2 separate regions of the Homo sapiens genome follow, and region 2 is linked to region 1. The links are chromatin contacts, found by Hi-C in ENCODE. All regions are on one chromosome and are shown on one strand. The core of a region is the stretch at or near the end of the contact, and the rest is flanking DNA. Distances in the headings are between cores, read along the strand shown. Region 1 holds the start of RWDD1 (RWD domain containing 1). Region 2 holds the start of ASF1A (anti-silencing function 1A histone chaperone).

Evidence for each region. Hi-C counts contacts between places; a loop is a spot of excess contacts on that map. Pooled maps may share reads with other maps.
Region 2: a pooled map shows a loop between it and region 1 (12-fold over the local background). The contact joins the promoter of ASF1A here to the promoter of RWDD1 in region 1. A Hi-C loop is called at or near these places in 10 of 50 pooled maps.

Annotation. Positions count from the first base shown.
Region 1 is chr6:116,570,081-116,572,780 of GRCh38, forward strand. It overlaps RWDD1 (RWD domain containing 1), which reads left to right and starts at 1,424. Exons shown (of 7, transcript NM_015952.4): 1 at 1,424-1,575. The coding sequence starts at 1,503. RefSeq lists enhancers at 819-998, 1,029-1,358, 1,579-1,678 and a silencer at 1,399-1,478.
Region 2 is chr6:118,892,818-118,895,517 of GRCh38, forward strand. ASF1A (anti-silencing function 1A histone chaperone) reads left to right here and starts at 1,335. Exons shown (of 4, transcript NM_014034.3): 1 at 1,335-1,705. The coding sequence starts at 1,597. The region is part of intron 8 of MCM9 (minichromosome maintenance 9 homologous recombination repair factor); the gene reads right to left. RefSeq lists silencers at 1,070-1,209, 2,000-2,529 and an enhancer at 1,530-1,619.

The sequences.
Region 1 (2,700 bases), core at 174-2,673:
GCAACTTATACTTGCAAAGTTACTTTATGTATTTTATTTGATTGTCATCATAGTTAGGAGACTCCACTTTTTCATTAAAGTTTAAAAGAACGCCTGAAATCAACCCTTAATACCGTAAACACGGAATCAGTATCAAAGTGTTCCTCTGCTATAGGTAAGCAGCACTCCTCAATAAAAGATCAAGGTGCCTTCTGGTGCTTCAGGGGCTTCATCATTAGGAATCTTTCATTTAAAAAGTGTTCCTCCCACTATACCAGTGAAACCAGCTTTAATACAGAGAAATCAAAACAAAGAAAAATACAGAAAAGTGGGCAACAGCTTTTGAGTATTTTCTTAAAATTTTCCATTTTTCGACTTAGCGCAATAATATAATAAAGGAACATGGGATCCTTTATTATTGTTACCATAGTTTTTAATATCATTTTCATAAAGCTAACCATGTTTATTTAGCCATTTTCTTAGCTTTTGCCATCATGGTTCTTTGAAAATTTTCTTTGTAATTGCTGCAATGATTTTGGAGATCACAGATGCATGCTACTTGCTCAAGTTTATTCTTGGAAGTCGTATTACCAAATTAAAGGTTCTCAACATTTCTCGGGGTACTGCAATTTTTACATTGCATATGATAATTGTTATTACTGAGATCTACATTCCTTTCATCAATTCACAAATACACAATCACAGACATCTTGAGATCTATCATACGTCCAGCTGCGTTCATTTCACAAAATCAGAAGTTAAGCCTAAAGATCTGAACCGAGAAGCCGGACCTCCGGTCTATTTCTCCCTCCTGGATCCACCCCGACTTATTAAGCAGTTAGACCGACCCTTCCATACTCATTCAAGGCAGTGCAGAGCTTTTGCTCCCCTGCCCAGTGGAATCTACACTGGTCCCAGCCTCTCGTCCAACTCCCGTAGGACGCCAAGCAATACGGAGTTCGAGAAGCTCAGAAATCTCCTGAGCCCCACCAGTCCACACTAGGTTGCAAGCCCGCAGCACCTACGCCACGGCGTCAAACCGGAAACCAGAAAAGGTGAAGGCATCGGACGCCCCTCGCCCCAGCCCGGCCACCAGCGACACTATCCTTCACTGACGCGCGATGCCGGCCTTTCAGCCCAGACTCATCGAGCGAGGATGCAGCGCTGAGAGGCTTCTAAGGCTCAGGCCCTGCAAAGCCCAGGAGCCGGCTGTAGGTGTCCTTGGCGAATGCCAGACCGCGCGCACCGTCCCAGCAAGTCCCGAGCGAGTGTGGGACAGGCAGCAAATCAGTGCCCCCTGGCCAGGCAGAACGAGTCGAACGTGGAAGTAGGGAGCAGGCGGAGGCCGGCGCGGAGCTGCAGTTAAGCAAGCCGGGTCTGGCTTTGGGCCCTGGGCCTTCCAGCCGGGGACTCTGCGCCTGCGCCCGCCTGGCCGCCGCCCGCTCTCCCGGCGCGGCAGCTGTCTGGGCTGCTGCGCGCCGCCTAGGTGTCTGGGCGATCTATGGGCAAGAGCAAGGGCCACGATGACAGATTACGGCGAGGAGCAGCGCAACGAGCTGGAGGCCCTGGAGTCCATCTACCCTGACTCCTTCACAGGTGACTCCCGCGGCCGCAAGCCTGTAGCCGCCCCGAGGTGGAGTAGGACGGGCAGGAGCTGCCGCAGCTCTGGGCCTCATAGGTTGGGGTGGAGAAGGGGACCTTGAGGCCGCGCGGCCACCTTGCCCTCCACTCCTCAAGTTCTTCAGTCACTTACCAGCAACCCAGTGACTTTTTCTCCTTCTCTGCTTGTTCCCGGAAATCTAAAAGTCCGGGTGATGTTGGAGGGTGTCAGGCCTGAAAATTGAGTCGGGATTACTTTGGTTTCTGTGTAACCTACAGCAACCTGAGATTTATAATACATTAAGAGAAAAAATACTCCAAGTGCGATTCGTTTTTCCACAGCCGCAAGAATGTTAGTTTTCACATTTTTAGCTTTATTAAGGTAGAAACTGTTTTTCATACGATGCTGTTTTAGTTTATAGGATTCAGAGTGCTGTTTTCAGTTACTCAAATCGGTTTTGAGAGTAGCATAGTCCCTGAAGTCTGTCGGGTTTCTTTTCTTATGAAAAAAAAAAAAATCTGGCATTCAGCAGAATGCCTAATGGATAATGTGGCCCAAATTTCCGTTCTGCTATAAATTCATAGGTTGTTAGATTGGAAGGGAGATTAAACATCATCTATCCTGGGGCTCCTGCTCCAAGCCAAGGTCATGGGGGTTCAGGAAAGCTAAGTGGCTTGCTCTGTACTGTCCGCCAGCGAGTTAGCGGCAGGGCTGGTACTGAGTTATACGTCCAGAACGCTTGCCTGTTCTTTCACTTTCCAGACATATGGGACTTGGGATTCAGCTCCAGCTGAGATTGAGAGAGCAGAAGATTACTTGGTAGGTTGGGCTAATGTAAAATATTATAATGAGAAGTTCATTAGGTATAATTTAGAGGACGAGATTTCTCTATTAAGCCATGCTTCGGATGATTATAAAAATGCTACATAACTATATCAATATGGCTCCTCTGAGATTTGAGAAGCGGTCAAATAAAGCCAATATGAGTGAGTAGAACCTAGGTGTGTGCATTTACATTCCCCATCCTTTCCTTTGAGTGTTGCCTATCGTTGATAGTCAGAATTTATAGTGTAAGGTATATTACTTTAACTTATAAATTCCAACCCCTCTCCCTTTCATTG
Region 2 (2,700 bases), core at 85-2,584, 2.3 Mb after region 1:
GGTTTTCCTAAATGTACGAGGGGTTGACATTAGCTGTCTCACATTAACTTTCAAAAGACCATCAGATGAAAACGTTTCATCAAAAGCCACCTACTTAAGTATGAACAATGACCAAAGAATGACAAATCAAAATTCTGGGCACTATACTAAGAGAAAACTCTTCCAGAACACATACTTAAGAATTAATTTTCTCTCTGAATTTGGCCAAGTTTGGTGGTTTCATTCACAACATTTAAGGAAAAAAATGATGGTTTATGGCTAGCAGATAATAAAACAAACCTTTATACCACTTACTAAATAGAAACGGTTTAGGCTCACAAATATGTTAAAGCTTTCTCTTTCCCCGCAATGGTAGCCAAGCAGCATAAACGAATCAACATTTCCTCAGTTCAGACCTCAACTGGTTACAGGCAAGCAAGGGCTCCTCAGAATTTGCTTTACTAACGGTTTAGGTCAGAAATTTTTTTGAAGATCAAATGTCTTGCTATGTCTTTGTGTTCTTTTTCCCATCTCTATTACGTTTGTTGCCCTGTTGGTCTCCTAACACTTCCATTTTCTCCTTTTATGTTCCTGCTATGCTCTCCAAATGGCAGTAACCTGAAGTATAACTGATCACACCTCTTGTGATTTTTTTTTATTCTAGGACTTCCCAGATCTGGACTCCGAAGAAGACGCCCAGGTGCAAGCCCAAAGGTTACCTATTTAAATTTTCCAAGCACAGTGTGTAGAAAATCATTCCTCGCCCTTCATTTTGTGTTGCTTAACGGCGCTGTCGTGCCTAAACGTAGATACTGGCCAAGAGCTAGATTTCCAAAATGGCTTTGCTCCTTTCGAGCTGACATCGGTCTATAACATGCAATTTATTTCCCCTGCAGCCAATCTTTCTCTCTACTCCAAATACTACCCGATACGCAGAAAGCTGAACCTAACCCAGTGTAAACACCGACTCTCATCTGCTAAATTCAGCAAGGCCGGCAAAGCTGTTGCACTGATGTAAAAAGAGCGTTAAATCAAAAAACCAAAAAAACAAAAAAAAAAACAAAAAAACGCCAAAACACCCACACGAAGCCAACTGGAGGGGCGGGCGTCGGCCGGATCGCGCCCTCCCGCCGCAGCCACGCCTCCCCGCCGCGGCCACGCCCCCTCCGCCCCTCTCCGCGCCGCCGCCGGCGGCCTCCGCGCGGGCCTCCCAGCCCTTATTCCACTCACTTTGTTCTCCGCCTTTGTCCTAATCCACACCAGCAGGTGGAGCCGCAGTTAAAGTTTCCGAGTCCATTCCGGGAGCGGGAGCCCATCTTGCTGGCTGCCGAGGCCCTCGCTGGAGGAGGAGGGTCAGAACTCGGGTGCAGCCAATCGAGGGCAACGCTGCTACTTATCAGAGCAGAATGGGCTGTAGTTTAGTGAAATAGGAAAGCTGCAAAACACTGTGGAGTGCTCCCGTGTAAATAAAAAGAGGAAAAAAGTTTCTCAAGTCGCCGCTGCACGACGTCTGGCCGGCGCTGGAGCGGGGGTCTGCGCTCTCCCGAGCGGCCGCGCGCTGGACTTTATTGTGCCGCAACCAGCCCCAGTTCCCATTGTTTGTGTTTTTTTCAAAATATGGCAAAGGTTCAGGTGAACAATGTAGTGGTGCTGGATAACCCTTCTCCTTTCTACAACCCGTTCCAGTTCGAGATCACCTTCGAGTGCATCGAGGACCTGTCTGAAGGTGAGTGCGGCGCCCGTGCGCCCGGGCTGTCAGTTGCGGGCTGCAGACGTTGAAAGTTTCCCGGGCCGGGCCTCGCGCTGGGCGGCTGTGTTCGGCGCCTGGCGGCCGCGGGCTGCTCTGCGGAGGGAAACTTGAAGTTGATGGACGACGGCCGCCGAGGCGCGCGCGGCTTTCCGCCGCAGCCCAGGCGCCTGCCGGGCTCAACTTGCGAGGAACTTGTTTGAGCGGAGGAGCGGAGGTAGCCATGTTGTCAGCTTTGTCTGCGGGCGGGCAGCTCGGAGACCCGCACTCGCTCCCGCTGCGCCGCCTGAGGTCGCGCCGGGCTGGCTCCGCGCCGCCAACAGCCTCCGCGACCCTCCGGGCCCGAGCACGGAGGCTGGGAAGGGAGAGGCTGTGCGTGTGGTCGCGCCGGCGAGTTCGGAGCGGAGCCATCTTACCCCGAGTCGAGAATTGGGCCAGCGACCCCGGCGCACGGCGCCTCCTCTTGCCCCGCCGCCCGCCTGCCCCCGGCGAAAGGCAGGCAGGCACTCTCGAGAGCTCACGGTGGAGTCGCCGCACTCTCCGGGCTGGCCATGCCTGGCCGCTTCGGGGAGGAGAGCGAGGCTGTCCTCGCGCTGATTTCTGGCTTCCTCGACCAACCAGCGGGGGAGGCGGGCGCAGGCTCGGCCCCTCCGCGCCGCGGGCTGGGCGCCGGCGCTCCCCGGGGGCCGTGGGTCCTGTTCGGCCGGTCCTCCTCGGCCGGCGCCCGGGATGCGCCGGGATGCTGGCGCGCAGGCTCCCCAACCAACGTGGACTCCTTTCCCCTAATGACGAAAAGCTAATTTCAGGAAGAGAAATAGAGCTGAGGTAGGAAGTTACATTTAACCTAAAAGCAGAAATAAGATACTTAAATAATTTCCAGGACTTAATCTCTGCCTTATAAATAGTCTGAAGGAAGACTTTCTTCAAGACCGTGTTGAAATCTAAAATAACTCCACATCCAAATACAGAACACA